Linked DNA regions of Homo sapiens: region 1 is linked to region 2. A link is a loop called in an ENCODE intact Hi-C map of the cell type or tissue named here. Cell type or tissue: psoas muscle. All regions are shown on one strand. Links, peaks and the distances in the headings refer to the core of each region. The heading gives the core; the rest is flanking DNA.

What was found. A loop is a pair of places that touch in the nucleus more often than their neighbours do. Peaks named below come from ENCODE experiments on the same cell type or tissue, not always from the same donor. Only the 100,000 strongest peaks of a DNase experiment are listed, where the experiment ranks them.
Region 1: it touches region 2 in a loop (3-fold over the local background); 30 of 110 quality-filtered maps call a loop at or near these places.

The regions. Positions count from the first base shown.
Region 1 is chr4:83,278,923-83,287,199 of GRCh38, reverse strand. COQ2 (coenzyme Q2, polyprenyltransferase) reads left to right here and starts at 2,402. Exons shown (of 7, transcript NM_001358921.2): 1 at 2,402-2,688; 2 at 8,086-8,252. The coding sequence starts at 2,436. RefSeq lists enhancers at 2,270-2,564, 2,760-2,999 and a silencer at 2,370-2,699. In psoas muscle, for the core only: CTCF peaks have their summits at 2,428 and 4,957 (motif pointing right); DNase peaks (open chromatin) are centred at 2,389 and 2,679; H3K4me3 peaks cover 2,478 bases; H3K27ac peaks cover 2,297 bases.
Region 2 is chr4:82,458,728-82,467,066 of GRCh38, reverse strand. ENOPH1 (enolase-phosphatase 1) reads right to left here. Exons shown (of 6, transcript NM_021204.5): 6 at 5,890-7,086. The coding sequence ends at 6,947. Among named protein-coding and RNA genes, the nearest start is that of ENOPH1, 32 kb to the right of the region's middle. In psoas muscle, for the core only: a CTCF peak has its summit at 4,498 (motif pointing left); a DNase peak (open chromatin) is centred at 4,476.

The DNA.
Region 1 (8,277 bases), core at 278-8,277, 820 kb before region 2:
TGTTGCCTAGACTGGTCCTGAGTTCCTGGGCTCAAGCAATTCTCTCACCTGGGTCTCTCAAGTGTTGGGATCACAGGTGTGAGCCACAGTGCCTGGCCAGAATAATTTTTGACCAAATGTTTTGGCACTATGGCCTAGCCAAATTGACATGTAAAATTAACCATTTCAGTTCCTGTGGGTAATAGGTTTAAAACAAAATGAGTTCCTGCCCAATCCAAAATGAGGAATTGGCGTTGTGTACATGTACCCTAAAACTTAAAGTATAATAATAATAAAATTTTAAAAAAAAAGAAAGTCACTTCAAAAAAAACAAAAAACAAAATGAGGAATCGGAGCCTTACAGGCCCTTTTAGAGAAAGCCTAGTCCCTTCCTTTTCTGAAGAGTTTGCAGCAGTTAAATGGCTTTCCCAAGGGCATACTGTGCCTTGGCATTAGTCTAGAGGAGACTCCTGAAAGTTAGGGCTCTACTCTATGTGACTGTTCTCTTGTCCTACAAATTAGCAGAGTGACATGTGGGTACCCATCTCAGTTTCCTGTGCACTTTAATTGGACCAAATATCTTAGGATTGAATCACCTCTGGGCAGGGTCAGCATCATGGGTACATGTGCAGTCACCCAGGGCCTACGCTAAGAAGGACCTTGTACTTGGTTTAATGTCCTGCTGTTGCCATCTTGAAATTCTTAATATATTTTTTTAAACAAAGAGTTTGGACCTATATTGGAAAGTCATGGATGCAATACATGACTGATATTACACCCTTTTCAGGTTTGAGTCAGATCTAAATCATCTCCAATCTAACAACTAGGAGTGTTACTAAATTGCCTGCTGGCCTTTATTCTTTGCAGGCAGGAGAAAGGCTAGGTACCCCCTGCCTCATTGCACCAAAGTGGCCAGGCATCCAACTTGCTGTACTTGAGCCATGCAAGAAGTCACAGAATCATTGTACATGTTTTACAGAAAGGAGCCTAAAGACTAAGTCAACTTCCTAGAATATTAAAATCCAGATGAGTGACTTGCCTAGGGTTACTCAGTGAGAGGTTAAATGAGTTGATACATGTAAAGTGCCTGGCACACAGCGATATACAGAGTTGCTTATGAATAAGAGTACTGACCATCTGAGGCAGGAGGATCTCTTTAGCCCAGCTGTTCAAGACCAACCTGGGCAATATAGTGAGACCTCCTCTCTATGAAAAATTAAAAATTAGCCAGCCACGGTGGCTCGTGTCTGTGGTCCCAGATATTTAGAATGCTGAGATGGGAGGATCGATTGAGCCCAAGAGGTGGAGGCTGCAGTGAGCCATGATCCCTCCACTGGTCTCCAGCCTGGATGACAGAGCAAGACTCTGCTGACCAGACTTTTCAGCTTCAGGTTCTTAGCATCACACATGCTGGTTGTCTACTGATTACAAAAACTCCTTTGAAGGGCTGTCAAATTTAAAATTTTCACTTGTGTAATGAACATCCCTTAACCCTGAATGCGATTTTAATTTACAGTCTTGTATGTGGCCACTTGGTGCCCTTTTTTTTTTTTATGGCTAAACGTGTACGCAAATTCTTCTTTTGGATTCAGTAGGTTTTTCAAAGCTTTTTTTTTTTTTTCCTGGTACAACTGTTCCATATGAATAAACACTATCCTTTTCATTTTATGGAGAAAGCTGATAATAGGGTTAAATTATAGGGGGCCATTGTTTTGAACTAAGTTCCTGCACTAGGTCCCAACAGATCAGACTAAGAATCAAGAGTCACCCATGCTAAAGTTCCAAGTCACCAAACTAAAACTAAGTTGTATCTGACATTCTGAGAAGTCAGGAAAGAGAGACAACAGCCAATTTTCCAACCAGGCCATTTCAAAATGCAATCGTCATGACAATTAAGTTTCCTGTTTTAGTCCTTAACCTGGTGTAACCTAATGTTAACCAATCCGTTATTTCTCTGTTGTTGTTTCCCTGTCCCCGCCTCGCAATGAAAGTAATTTGAAGTGACCAATCCGCTTTTTGTTCTCTGCTTCTGCTTTCTTCAGCCCTTTTTCTGTCTATAAAGCCAACTTCCTCCGCTCGACTCTTTGGAACACTTATTCTATTTTACAGAATAAGGTGTTGCCCGATTCTATTTTTTGTTTGTTTCCTCAGAGACCCCGTTCTGAGTGTTGCCCGATAATGGAACCACAAAGTCAATCAAGATCGAGTTGTAAAAAATTACAACTAAATTTATTGTAATTTTTTTGCCTTTTGCCAATAGAAATCCCTTTTTCATTAAGTATTCCTCCCTAGAGTAAGCGACCACGATGACCCCAATTTCACAAGTAAGGATGAGGAAAGGTTCTGCCCACACCGCCGCCCAGCCTGGCAGACTAGGATTGCATCCTGCGGGTGCCACTGCGCATGCCTGCCGGGGAATGACGTCAATCCGAGCTCGTCCCGGCCTCACCAGCGCCATGCTGGGCTCGCGAGCCGCGGGGTTCGCGCGGGGCCTGCGGGCTGTGGCACTGGCGTGGCTGCCGGGCTGGCGGGGCCGCTCCTTCGCCCTGGCGCGTGCGGCAGGCGCGCCCCACGGTGGTGACTTGCAGCCCCCCGCCTGTCCCGAGCCGCGCGGGCGCCAGCTCAGTTTGTCCGCGGCGGCGGTGGTGGACTCTGCGCCCCGCCCCCTGCAGCCGTACTTGCGCCTCATGCGGTTGGACAAGCCCATTGGTGAGTGCGGGCGGGCGGGCAGCCCGGGAATTTGCAAGTAGCAGCCTCCGAGTCGGCTCCGCGGAGCTGTCCGCGGCGGCCGGCCGGGGCGTGATGGAAATGAGAACCTGAAAGCTTGGGCTTGGCTGCCGGGTGCCGTGCGCCCTGGGGCGAATCACCTCGGGACACTTTGAAATGAGAGCCTGAAAGCTTGAGCTTGGCTGCCGGCTGCCGTGCGCCCTGGGGCGAGTCACCTCAGGACACGCAGTCGGGACAGTCTCCTAAAGGACCCGCCAGTTTCACGTCTGTCTGCATCCTGAGCACCTGAAGCGGGCAAGATAATTCTCATTCCACAAACACTTGTTTAAATGGTGACTCAAGCGGAAGGTTCCGTTCTCGTGGCCCTCCTTCATTTATTAGAATGTTTGATCCTCCCCGCAATCTTGTAAGGCCCACAAAGACAATCCTTAAGACAGTTAAGACGCTGAGGAAACTAAGGCTCCTCGTCAGAGCCAGACCAGAAGAACTCTGTGTTTTGATGCTGAGTCGGAGCTCTTTTACCTGCATCACCCATAAGGCAAAGATTTAATTCATTTGAACGCAGCAGGGACAGCGCTTACGGACTGCCTGTCAGCTTACAATCGCCCCCGACAGAAAGATTTTCCTGACCTTCCTATCTTAATTAACACCTACCAACCTCACTTTCTATCGCTTTATCCGCAATTTTTCTTAATAGCACTCACCACTAACTAACCTTATGCGCTTGTTGATTGATTGGCTTCTCCAGTAGTGTTAAGTGAATTAATAAGTTCCTACTACGTTGTCCGGCCATAGAGATAGAAAAAGCTATGGAAACCCTTTGCTTTCAAGGAACTCTGGTCTAGTTGAAAAAGACTATTTGGTGAGCTAGGAAAATATGGATCAAATATGAGTGATACAAAAGCAAGTGCTACAGGAAAAAGAGAAATTACTGTGGATCCCTTGCTGGAAAGTTTCGAGAAGAAATTATACTCCAAAGGACAAGTTGATTTTGCAGAGGAGGGAAGAGATCTTAGTGCGGGAAGTACTTTTGCAAAGACCCAAGGGTGGAGTGTTAGAACACTAAGAATACGAGCCTGACCTGGAACACCAAGTGGGTGTGGAAAATGGGAAACGAGACTAGACAAGAACATATCTGAAGAAGCTGGATAGCGTGGAGGAAGAAGTGAAGGATGAACTCCAGCCAATCTAGATGATGACATTTGCCATTGCAGTGTATGGAGATGTAGTCAAAGGCCTAGGTACATTTACTCCACTTTTGCCCGTACAAGACCCGAATTAGGCCTTGCTTTTGGTATTCTAGATTTATGCACGACCTATTTGGGATTAGAGCACTAAGTTATAACAATCAGCTATCAAAGCATAAAAGCCTACTGAATGATAGGTACAGCCCTGCCATCATTGGGAAGCTGTGTATGACCCCCATGAGTTTTGGGGCCACATTCACGTTGAGAGGCATGCATTTCCAAGCCCAGTTCCAATCTGAAGCCTGGCTGTAATTCTGTTCTTGGAGTCTGTGGCATGGAGTGGCAGTGTAGCCTTATAGATGAACATCTGCCATTATTCCCATTTCCCCAGTTAAACCTCTGGCTTCTATCTTAGTGGCTGGACCTTCCGCCATGTAACAGAAGGCAACAAAGGGGTTATGAGCAAAACTTTGGAGCCAAACCTCTTGGATGTGAACCTCCACCCTGCTCATCTGAGGGACCTTGGATAAATTACTTCACCTCTCTGGGCATCCGTTTTTCATCTGTAAAATGAAGATACTATTAATGATAATATGGACGTTATGAGGTCACGAAAATTCATTAATATATGTTAAGTGCTTAGAACAGTGCCTGTCATAATATGTGCTGAAGAAATAGCCATTATTATCTTAGAAGTGGGGAATGGAGAAAATTGTACTTACAGATTGTGTATGTTTGGAAGATACCAGCCTGCATGGTTTGGTTCTAAATAAGGTGATCATTACAGGATTTTTCAGAAAACTAAATAGTACTATGTTAGAATTCGCTCAACAAATGTATTTTGAACCCCTACCATATGCCAGAAACAATAATTGACAGGAGTAGAATTCCAGGTTTGATAATTCTTTATTTAAATTCTTATTTTGTGGGATAATTATGTGTTCGTTGTTTTACTTTGTTGAAGTTATATCTTGTTACCTTCATTGATCAATAGTAGGTTTTCGTTGTTTTTGAGAAGGCAATACAGCTTCTTTCAAATGGGCTAAACTACCTTATTCCAGAAAGTGTCAGCAGGTGGCACTCTTTCCACCAAATTGGAAGTGTAATTTTTTGTTTTACCACGTTTATGGGTGATTATGTTGTCTTGAAGATCATCTGTTTTTGATCTGTCCATCACCCCTCAGAACTTGCTCATTTTATTTCATCTCCCATAGAGTTTTTCCCTTTTCTACAAAAACATTTCTTTTTGCAATCTACTTGTCTCTTGTCTTTGCTACCTCTGCGTCTTTCTTCACAGAAAAGTATGGGGAATGAAAGTGTCATATGGAAGACAAAAAAAAAAAAACATTGCTAGGAATCAGTAGGGACAAAAGAACAGGTGAAACTGAAGTGTATGGAGAGATTTAGGGAGTACAGAGTGACAGCATTGGACTTAGGACACAGACTGCAGCCAGACTGTCTGGGTTGGAATACCACCTTAGCCTTTTTTTACCTGTGTGGTCTTGGGCACAATTACTCCCTCTCTGCGTCAGTTTCTGTATTTGTAAAATGGTTGTAATAAAAATAGTGCCTATCGAATAGGCTTGTTGTGAGAGTCAAAAGTGTTCTGTGAAACCACCTGGTACAGTAAGTGCCATGTATCTGTTATTACGGTTGTCATAACATCATTAATATTGTCATCTCTTAACGACTCTGTGAGGTAGCTGTTCTCTTCCCTCATTTACAGATGAAACAAAGACTTAAGCCTTAAGATACTTTACTGTCTAGTGTCACTCAACTTACAAGTGGCAGACATAGAACTGAGAAGTCTTCTTACTTTCCCCTTCACTGTAGGAACCCTTGTCATCTGTAGGGGAGCTCTACAGATTCCTATCAGTAAGTGAATACGGTACTTTTAATACAGATTTTTGGCCAAGGAAGTTTTGTTCCTGACAGAAAACACTATAAGTGGTTACACGTCTTTCTGTCTAGAATTTTTTTCTTTTTAGTGGAACCTTCTGTTCTAATTGTACCAGGAAATAATAGCTGTGAAGTGGTATTCTCTCTTCTCTAGCCTAGGAGGATAGGATCAGCTACTCCTCTGTCCCTTGTGAACTATACTCATAGCTCCAGGGTAAAGAAAGTAGTTAAACCTACTGTGTTTTACTTAAACCACTCTGTTTATCTGTTTCCTCATCTGTAAGATAGGGTTATTAACAGTACCTACTATGTAAAGATGTTACTTGGGAGGCTGAGGTGGAAGTATTGCTTGAGCCTGGAAGTCAGAAGCTGTAGTGAACTATGACCTTGTTACTGCACTCCAGCCTCGGCAAGAGAGCGAGACCCTGTCTCTAATGTAAATATATAAATAAATAAGTTTAATATAAAGATGTCATTGAAGATTAAATAAGTTTAGACATATAAAGCATTTAGAACACTGCCTGATGCTTTGTGAGCACTCCGTAAATATTAGCCATTGTTACTGTGGAGTGCACCAAGTATGAGTCTGTCCAGGACAACCTGAATTCAGGTCTGGACTGACCATTTCTCAAGGTTTTAGCTTGAGGCTTCTCCTTGACTTCTCTGTTGTGTAAATTTAGATCCCCTTTGGAAAAGACCCTCTGATTCCTCTCTCCCTCCTCCTAAAACTAGCTAACTAACTTAGATAGTTTTGTTTTATGCCTTTGCAGGACCCTGTGCTTGTCCTGTTGTTGGATTGATCTTTTATTGTTATTGCTTATTTAACTGTATTTCTTTCTTTTGATTTATGAGCTGCATGAAGGCAGAAGCCCCCTTTCTCTTAGCCACCATTGTATTCCCAGTTCTTAGCATAGTTCTGGCACAGAGTATATGCTTCATAAATATGTCTAAATGAATAAAGCTTAAACTTAGTGAAGCTTAAACATGATTACAGGGACTTTAGTCATTTGACCATTTTTCTTCAGGATCTGAACTTTCTTTAGCCCCAAATCCCTTTTCTCTTGTATCCCTCTATAGGGAAAGAAAGCTCAGAATTTATCTAATAGGCAGCATATCCAAACATCAGTTGAAAGACTTTCTTTTAGAAGTAGAATATTAAAGTTCATATTTGAAGTCTTTTATATAATCTATTTGCTTTTATCTTAATTTCCTCTAGTTTATTGGTTAAGTACTAAGAACTAACCCCATTTGTACATGTAGCTGCAAAGTACTCAGTTCAAAATAACAAAAAAACTAACACTTAAAATCCCAGCACTTTGGGAGGCCAAGGTGGGACGATTACTTGAGGCCAAGAGTTTGCAACTAGCCTGGGCAACATAATTCCCTGGGCATGGTGGCTTGCACCTGTAGTTCCAGCTACTGGGGAGGCGGAGGCAGGAGGATCACTTGAGCTCAGGAGTTTGAAGCCACAGTGAGCTACGATTATGCCATTGTACGCCAGCTTGGGTGACAGAGTGAGATGCTGTCTCAAAAAAAAAAAAAAAAAAGACTAGACCGTCTAAGTGTATTGTACTAACAATGGTAAAGGAAATTTTGCTAACTTTTTTGAGTAGGTAATGTGTGTATATGATACAATATTCAGAAGGTGCCAGGGTATAGAGTGAAAGGCAAGTCTCTTACTCCTGTCTCCTGTCCATGCAGTTCCCCTACTCAGAAGCAACCATTATTATATGTTTCTAGTGTGTTCTTCCTGACAGTCTTTGAGCATATTAACATTGACGCATGAATGTTTTATATGTAGGTACGTATATATATATATATTTATATACACATATAAACACACAATAAACAATTTTTAAGTTGTCCTTCACAAAGGTAGGGCCATTTTGTAACCTCATTAGAAATACATAAGAGTATTCAACTCCCTAGAGTGTGTTGTCAGATGTAGGGTTTTGCCAGTGATAGGTGAAAATTTTTATCTCAATTTAGTTTTCATATGTGTTTCTCAAAGTTGAGTATCTTTTCATATGTATAAGAGCCATTTGTATTTCTTTTTATGTGAATTTTTATTATGTTTTGTCTTTTTTAATTGGACTGTTGATCTCTTTCTTCTAGGCACTCTGCGTAGTAAGGGGTCCTTTGTGATTTGAGTTGCAAATTTATTTTCTCAGTTTTGTCATTTGTTTTTTTGACTTATAGTGTTCTTTATTTCTTTGGTATGTGATGTTTAAACAAATGAAAACAGTTAACTGACTTAAATTTGTACCTTTTTTGTCTTTTTATTTTTGCTTAGGAACCTGGCTTCTGTATTTACCATGTACCTGGAGCATTGGTTTGGCAGCTGAACCAGGTTGTTTTCCAGATTGGTACATGCTCTCCCTCTTTGGCACTGGAGCTATTCTGATGCGTGGAGCAGGCTGTACTATTAATGACATGTGGGACCAGGACTATGATAAAAAGGTAATTTCATCCTGAAAAGGAATAG
Region 2 (8,339 bases), core at 328-8,327:
GCCCTAGGAAACTAATACAATAGTTAAATATTAAAAGACAGTATAAATGTATTTGTTGTTTGCTACTCCTTTTTCTCCTATCTGATTTAAAATACAACTGCATAAAGCAATAGTAATAAATCTATGTTGATGGGTACACAATATATACAGATGTAATTTGTGACAATAACAACTTAAATGGTGGAGAATGGAGTTATGTGGAGCAAAGTTTTGTATACTATTCAAACTAAAGTGGTAGTGGCCAGGCACAGTGGCTCCCGCCTGTAATCCCAGCTACTAGGGAGGCTGAGGCACAAGAACGGCCTGAACCCGGGAGGGGGAGGCTGCAGTGAGCTGAGATCATGCCACTGTGCTCCAGCCTGGGGGACAGAGTGAGACTCCATCTTAAAACAAACAAACAAAAACTAAGGTGGTATTAATCAGAACTAGAATGTTATAAATATATGTTAATTGTACCCTCAGGGGAAATCACTAAAAAAAAATTCAAAAATATATATTAAAAGAGATGACAATGCTGGGCATGGTAGCTCACGCCTGTAATCCCAGCACTTCGGGAGGCCAAGGCAGGCAGATTACCTGAGGTCAGGAGTTCGAGACCAGCCTGGCCAACATGGCAAAACCCCATCTCCACTAAAATTACAAAAATTAGTCAGGTGTGGTGGTGCACACCTGTAGCCCTAGCTACTCGTGAGGTTGAAGCACGAGAATCGCCTGAACCTGGGAGGTGGAGGTTGCAGTGAGCTGAGATTGCACCACTGCGCTCCAGCCTGGGTGACAGAGCGAGACTCCGTCTCAAAAAAAAAAAAAAAAAAAAAAAAAAAAAAAATACATATATATATATATAGAAATCAAATAGCAAAATGGCAGAATTAAGTGCTTGTCAGTAATTATATGTCAATGGCTTAAACTCTTCAATTAAAAGGCAGAGGCTGGCATAATGAATTGAAAACATAATCCATTACATACTACCTATAAAAGACACATTTTGGATTCAGGACAGAAATAAATAGAAAGAGGATGGTAAAAGAAATTCGGCCGGGCTGTAATCCTAACACTTTGGGAGACCAAGGCAGGCAGATAGCTTGAGCCCAGGAGTTTGAGACCAGCCTGGGCAATAGAGTGAGACCTCATCTCTACAAAAATACAAAAATTAGCTAGGTGTGAGGTCGCACACCTGTGGTCCCAGCTACTCAGGAGGCTAAGGTGGGAGGATCGCTTGAGCCTGGGAGATTGAGGCAGTAAGCTATGATCTTGCCACTGCACTCCAGCCTGGGGCCCCGGAGTGACACCCTGACTCAAAAAAAAAAAAAAAAGATATTCCATGTAAATAGAGGGTGAAGTGGCTACAGTAATACCAGACAAAATAGACTTTAAGACAAAAACTGTTACAAGAGACAAAGAAGGACATTATAATGTTAAAGAAGCTAGCAAGAAGCTATAACAATTATAAACATATACACACCTTACAACAGGGCAGCAAAATAGATGAAGCTAAAGAGAATTGAAGAAAAGAATAGACAATTTAACAAAAGAGAGGGAGCATTCAATACTTCACATTCAATAATAGAGCAACTGGACAGAATGTAAACAAGGAAACAGAAGATTCAAACAACACTACAAACCAACTAGACCTAATAGACATACACGCAGAACACTCCACCCAATAACAGCAGAATTTAAATTCTTCTCCAGTGCACAAAGAATATTCTCCAGGATAGACTATAAGTTAGGCCATGAAAAGTCTTGTTAAATTTTAAAAGATCAAAATCATACAAAGTATGTTCTCTAAGTATAGGGGAATGATATTAGAAATCAGTAACAGAAGGACATTTGGAAAATTCACAATATGTGGAAATTAAACACTTAAACAACCAATGGGTGAAGGAAGAAATCACAAAGGAAATTAGAAAATATATTGAGACACATGAAAACAAAAACACAACATACCTCAACCTATGGGATACAGTGAAAATAATGCTCGGAGGGAAACTCAGAGCTGTAAATGCCTACATTAAAAAAAAAAAAAAAGAAAATGGCCGGACACAGTCGCTCACGCCTGGAATCCCAGCACTTTGGGAGGCCGAGGCGAGCTGATCACCTGAGGTGAGGAGTTCAAGACCAGCCTGGCCAATATGGCAAAACCCTGTCTCTACTAAAAATACAAAAACTAGCCAGGCGTGGTGACAGGTGCCTGTAGTTCCAGCTACTTGGGAGGCTGAGGCAGGAGAATCGCTTGAACCCAGGAGGCGGAGGTTGCAGTGAGCTGAGATTGCACTACTGCACTCCAGCCTGGGCAACAGAGCGAGACTCCATCTCAAAAAAAAAAAGAAAAAAAAAACTCACAAAGCAATTACATAAGTTTCCACATTAAGGAACTAGAAAAAGAAATGCAAATTAAACCCAAAGCAAGCAGAAGGAAATACGATTAGAGTGGAAATAAACAAAATAGAGAATCAACAAAACCAAATGTTCTTCTTTAAAAAGATCAACAAAATGGATAAATCTTTAGCTAGACCTCATAGGCCCTCCTGACCTCCTCAACTTAATCTTACTTCTGTTCCCACCACTCCACTTAGACTGCAGGGCCACTGCTATTCTCAACTGAATTCTTAGCAGCAATTGATAAATTTGAATAGTTCCTTCTTTAATGGGCTCCCCTGCCACTCTCCTGGTTTTCCTTCCTCAGTGCCCAATACTTTCCCATCTCCTTTGCTGGTTTCTTTGCTTGGCTTGACCTCTAGTGTTGGAGCCTACGGGCTGTTTAGGCTCTCTTCTCTATCAACAGACTCTTCCTAAGCAACCCCATCCCATGGCTTTTAATAGCATCTCTATGCCAGTGAACTCTCAAATCTGATCTCCAGCCAGGCCAGCATTCTGAACTCTAGACTTATATCCAACTGCTCTTCGGTCATGTTGACATCAGGATCTACATTGGCTTTACATTATTATCAGCAGCACTGCTATTTTTCCAGTAGTATCATCTATCCAGTTGCTTAAGCTAAAAATGTAAGAGTTACCCTTTCAAATCCAATCAATCAATAAGTGGTCACTGTCATGTCTAAAACCTATTCTGAATCTTTCCACTTCTATTTCTGCTTTTACCACCCTAAGGCAAGCCACCACCATCCCTTACCTTCATTACTACAACAGCCTTCTCAGACCCAGTAGATTGACTCTCTCAAGTGCCAATTTTACCCCCTAATTGGAGAAGAGATGGAAGTGTTCTGTTTGGAGAGGTTGCAGCAATGGGGCCTGGCATTCCAGAGTCTGGCCAGCGTCGTGGGCATGAGCTACAGTGGCAATGGTAGCAGGCTTCCTGAGCTAACCACTGTGAGGTGTCCTCTAACTCCACAGTCCAGTGGTAGTTGCCCTGACTCTTCTCCCAGTTCTTCCACTGATGTTGTATACACCTAACTCCTTGTGATTTTTGCCTGCAGCACTCAACCCTGATATACTTAACTCACCTTCCTGCATGCAGTCATGCCCACTTATAAACCATTCTCCATTCCATACAGAATTCCTTAAATATGTAAACCACTCAGGTTATCTTCTGCTCAAAGTCCTCCAGGGGCTTTTTACCATACTTAGAATACAATTCAAACTTCTTACTGGAGTACAAAGCACTATCATCTGGCTTCAGCCCACTTCTCTGATGGTATCCAGCCACTGGGCTCTCAATTCCTGAAAAAGGCCAAGCTTTGCCCTAGATCTGTGCTATGCTGTTCCATCTGCATGGAACACCAGTTCTCCTAGTTTCCTACATGTCTTCCATGTCATTTAGATTAGATGTCACCTTCTCATCACCCCTCCTGTAAAGTTATTCTACCCTGTGTTCTCTGCAGAGCGCTTACTAGTATCTAATTTTTTCTTGTCTTAGTCACCATTGTTTCTCTTCTCGAAAAATGTATGCACAATGGGAGTAGAGAGGAACTTTGTCCCCTCATAGCAGATCTGGGATGCAAGGTAAATGCTTAATAAATATTTAAGGAATAAATTTGGGTTGAATTTGTAAGGTAGAAATTTTACTTCTGTCAGTTACTCCAAGTGTTTTAGTAAAAACTCCACGTTATTCTTAAATATTAGGTTGAGGATAATATCACTTTGCCATCTGGGCACAGGTGGTAGGTTAACAAACTTTTGGAATATATTATACTCAACTTTGTACTCGTGGGAATAAAAAAAGCCCTGAAAACAATCCCTTTTTAACACTGCCGCTGGAAAAAGGGGCTAAAAATCACTAATTTTTTATTGAGGAAAAGGAATATTAGATAGTTGGATTTCATTCAGGATTACTGCCATTTTTTCCAAACTACTCCAACTCTTGCAACATCAAGCTTTTGGCTTGTAAGGATAAACAAAATATAGTTTTCTCTCTCTTAGCTCCATCTGCTGTATTTGGCGGGCGACGGGGCGGGGGTTGGGGGAGGGGGGGAGGAGGGGTGGAGCCTCACACTTCATATCAAGTCTGGAGAAACAGCACCATCTGCTGGGGAAAGGCTGCCGTGCATCTGCCCTGGCAATAAGCCAGTGGCTTTCAACCTTTCCTTGTGCAACTACACATTTGACATTCTGCGTAGCAACTAAAACCCGCTTTCCAGACCAAAAAGAAGTCCTGCTACTCCAGAAATGTTGATAAGATTAGAGAATCTTCTGTTAAGGGCTTCTCTTCTAAAAAACCAACCTGGGCTTTGACCCAAGATTAGAAATCAGCGCCACTGTAGGAAAGAGAACAACAGAGGTACATCTGGATTAATAAACAGGAATAAAAAGAGCCACAACTTTAAGACGCTTTTGTCCTCCATATTCTCTGCAAACAAGAGGCTGAGGCCTTTGTCCTCTTTTTGGAAGTTCCAGAGGTTTTTTGCCTTCCTTCCCCTCATAAGGACTATGAATTCATCTGACTTCATCTTCTAGCTCATTATCCACATTAAAAAAAGTTTTTTAATGATGCATAACTGTGCATATTTATGGGGTACACTGTGGTGTTTCAATACATGTATACATTGTGTATCACTGCTTACATTCTTAGATAGGTATTTTTCCTCTCTTGCCAATCTACTTTATCTTTCAAATTCTTCCTACGACCTTTCTCCATCATTTGTGAATGGTTTTCCTAGGATCTAAAAACGATTCCATTCAACTAGTTTTTCCCTTACTTTGCAAAATAAATCTGATACTTCAATTTTCTCTTAATTCCTGAAATCTATTGATTTTCTGTCCTCCTTACTCAGTGTACATGGGTAGTAAAATGCCTCTCCACCTCAATCCTTTGCTGGCTAGATGCTGTGTGCCTTCCTTTTTATTCAATTCCTTTCTAATCTAGATCCTAGTGCCTAATCTTCTCATTTCTTCATTTTCCAACTACTCCTTAAATAACATTAAGATATACCCCTTTCTGCCATCTGCCTATGAGCTTTCCAAAAAAGGTATTAAGTTCATCCTTTTATTACTATTTGTGGTTTTATCATCATTTACAAATTATTCCCATTTCTAAGATGTACCTAAACTCATTTCCTTTCTTTTTTATTCATATATTTTCATAGACCCTAGATTTCTTAATTGGCTACTAGATCAAAATTATCAACATAAAATCTTTTATATCCCCTGTCCTCTCATAGTTCTAAGACTTCTTTTTCCTTATTCAAAGCATTTCTAAAATTGCTCCTCCAGGATTCGTGAGTTTTTCTTGATTAGTTAGGAGAGTAACTCCCTCCTTCAAGCATTACCTTAGAGACCTCAAAGTTAAGATTCTCAAAAATATAAGGAACTCCACTCATATCCTGAATGCTTACTATCCAAATGGAATAGTAACCTTATATGTATACATAACTCAAATAATAACCATGAATTGCCACCGGCACTCCATTAAAACACACACATGATACACGATTAAGATAAGAGCTAAATATTCTTGTTTTTCAGTTTCTCTTTTGCTATGGCGGCATGTGGATAGAGTTCAGGAACCTATATAAAACTGAGTGAAGAAAAAATGCTTTTATTAATCACAACATGAAATTAACATGACATCGTATTAGAATTAAACCAGGATAAATACTGCTGTTATAAAATTTACATTTCTCACATCCATTCCAGAGGAAAATCTTACATATTAGGGCTCATCTTAATGTTATGGACTGATTTCAGTAAAACTTTTTAAATAGTAAATAGCAATTAACGTATTCTCAAACTGTGCTAAGTAGTTAGAAAGGCAACTATAAAATCTATAATGATAACACGTGGCAGGATTAGAACTGTTCTGTTAAACATTAAGAACCACATCTCTGTTTTAGATGTTACCTCAGTGCACCTTTTTCACTGGTAAGGCAACTGCTTGCTGTGGGTGCCACAATGATTACCAAGTTTCTTCTTAAGTAAAAGACACTTGTTTGATCAAGACTCAAGTGAGTTTTCTTTCCCAATTTTGTTCTTTTGAAGCAGAAGGAAATACCTTGGTCTTTGATATATATAAGGAGGCAAATATGAAATACAGCTGTTATAATCTTCTAAATCACAAGGGCAATGAATTATTCATTTTCTTTGAAAATATTCAGTCTTTGAAATATTTCATTTTTAAAATAACAAGGCTTCTGAATAATTTCTCAAAACTAGCTTTCCATTTTAGTACACGATTTGATAAACATAGCACATTAGATAGGTATTTAGCAATTTCTTCTACCAACTACACTTTGCCCTCACTAAGGGTTAGAGTATGATTTGAAACAATTTCTACATATAAAGCATCTTTAAATAAGTTTTGTGTTCACTGAACTGAGACTTCTTTCACTTATGTACCTATGGAAGTTAATCTGAGCATACACATATATACATACTTGCATACATATGTGTACATATGTTTTTTAAGTAAGTTACTTTTACCATTAGAATAAACCTAGACACTACAGGGACAACTCTGGGGAACAGGGCGGTCTGCCTTAACAACCCTTCTCTAGGTTGAGGAAGGCAGGTATAGTTCACTGAAGGATGTGATGAGGCTGTAGTAAGTCTTCTCATCATCTGTTAATCCTGCGTTGCCTGGTCTCACCACCACAGCTACGTGCACATCTGCTTCCTCAGCAGCACTGGCCTCTGTGAAAAATCAAAGGATGTGTGTGTGTCAGAAACACCAAAAAATGATGTCTGAGATTTGCAGCAAAGTCAGCAGGGGGATGTGGGGATGGAAGAAATGAATTTGGCCCTGATTTGATGACTGTTGAAGCTAAAAGATGGGCACCCTGGGGTTGACTATATTATTATCTCTTTTATGTATGTTTTAATTTTTCCATGATAAAATTTTAAAAAATACGTAACTGTACTTGACAGAAGAGAATGGCAGTGTATCCTACACTTCTGAGCTTTATTAAGTACTTATGAATGCAGAAGGATGGAGCCATGTTCTGTCCTACACCTTTCCTCCACTTCCTCCCATCAGCCCATACCGAGAACTGAGCTGTTTCCCAAAGGACAAGCTGTTGGTAACACGAATTAAAATGATATGGGGCTGGGCACGGTGGACCCAGGAGTTCACTTGAACGCCAGACTTGAGTCCAAGAGTTCGAGACCAGCCTGGGCAACATGGTGAAACTCTATCTCTACAAAACAATACAAAAATTAGCCGGGCGTGGTGGCGTGTGCCTGTAGTCCCAGCTACTCAAGAGTGCTGAGGTGGGAGGATTGCTTAAGCCCAGGAGGTCAAGGCTGCAGCAAGCCGAGATCGCACTACTGCACTCCAGCCTGGGTGACAGAGTGAGACCCTGTATCAAAAAAATAAAAACACAAAGAAGATAATGGGACAAATGGAATCCTATGGTTTAATCAGCCCAAGATATCTGCTCTTACCTCCAGACCCTAAACATGTCATACTCCCAGCCTAGAATGGAGCAAGTTAGAGTGGGAAATGGGATACAGGCCTGTGATAAGAGAGATGGCGCTTACTAGGACAGATAGAACAAAACTGGTGAGAAATCTGGAATATATATATATAAATCCCGTGGAATTTAGATTTGGTGTAAGAGTAATCACCATTAGTTTCTCAGCCTTTGGAGAAGAGTCACAGCACCTGAACAGATTAACTGAAGGGCAGTCGTGCTGAGAGAGTTAAGTTCCCAGGAGACACACTGGGGCTGAGCTGTTTCTTCCACCCACCCACCTCCTCAAGTGCCTGCTTTCTGTTCTGCCTGTGAAAGGGCCTGTCACTTTCCCAGAGCAAACAGTACTCAAGACTCCCCTCTCTGTGTGGGAATGTCTTCTTCAGACCACCTCTGCAGATGCCATTGGAGAAAGGCAGCTATCTTCCACTCACCCCTACTTCCTAGCCTGACTGCCCTGAGCAAAGTTTTCAT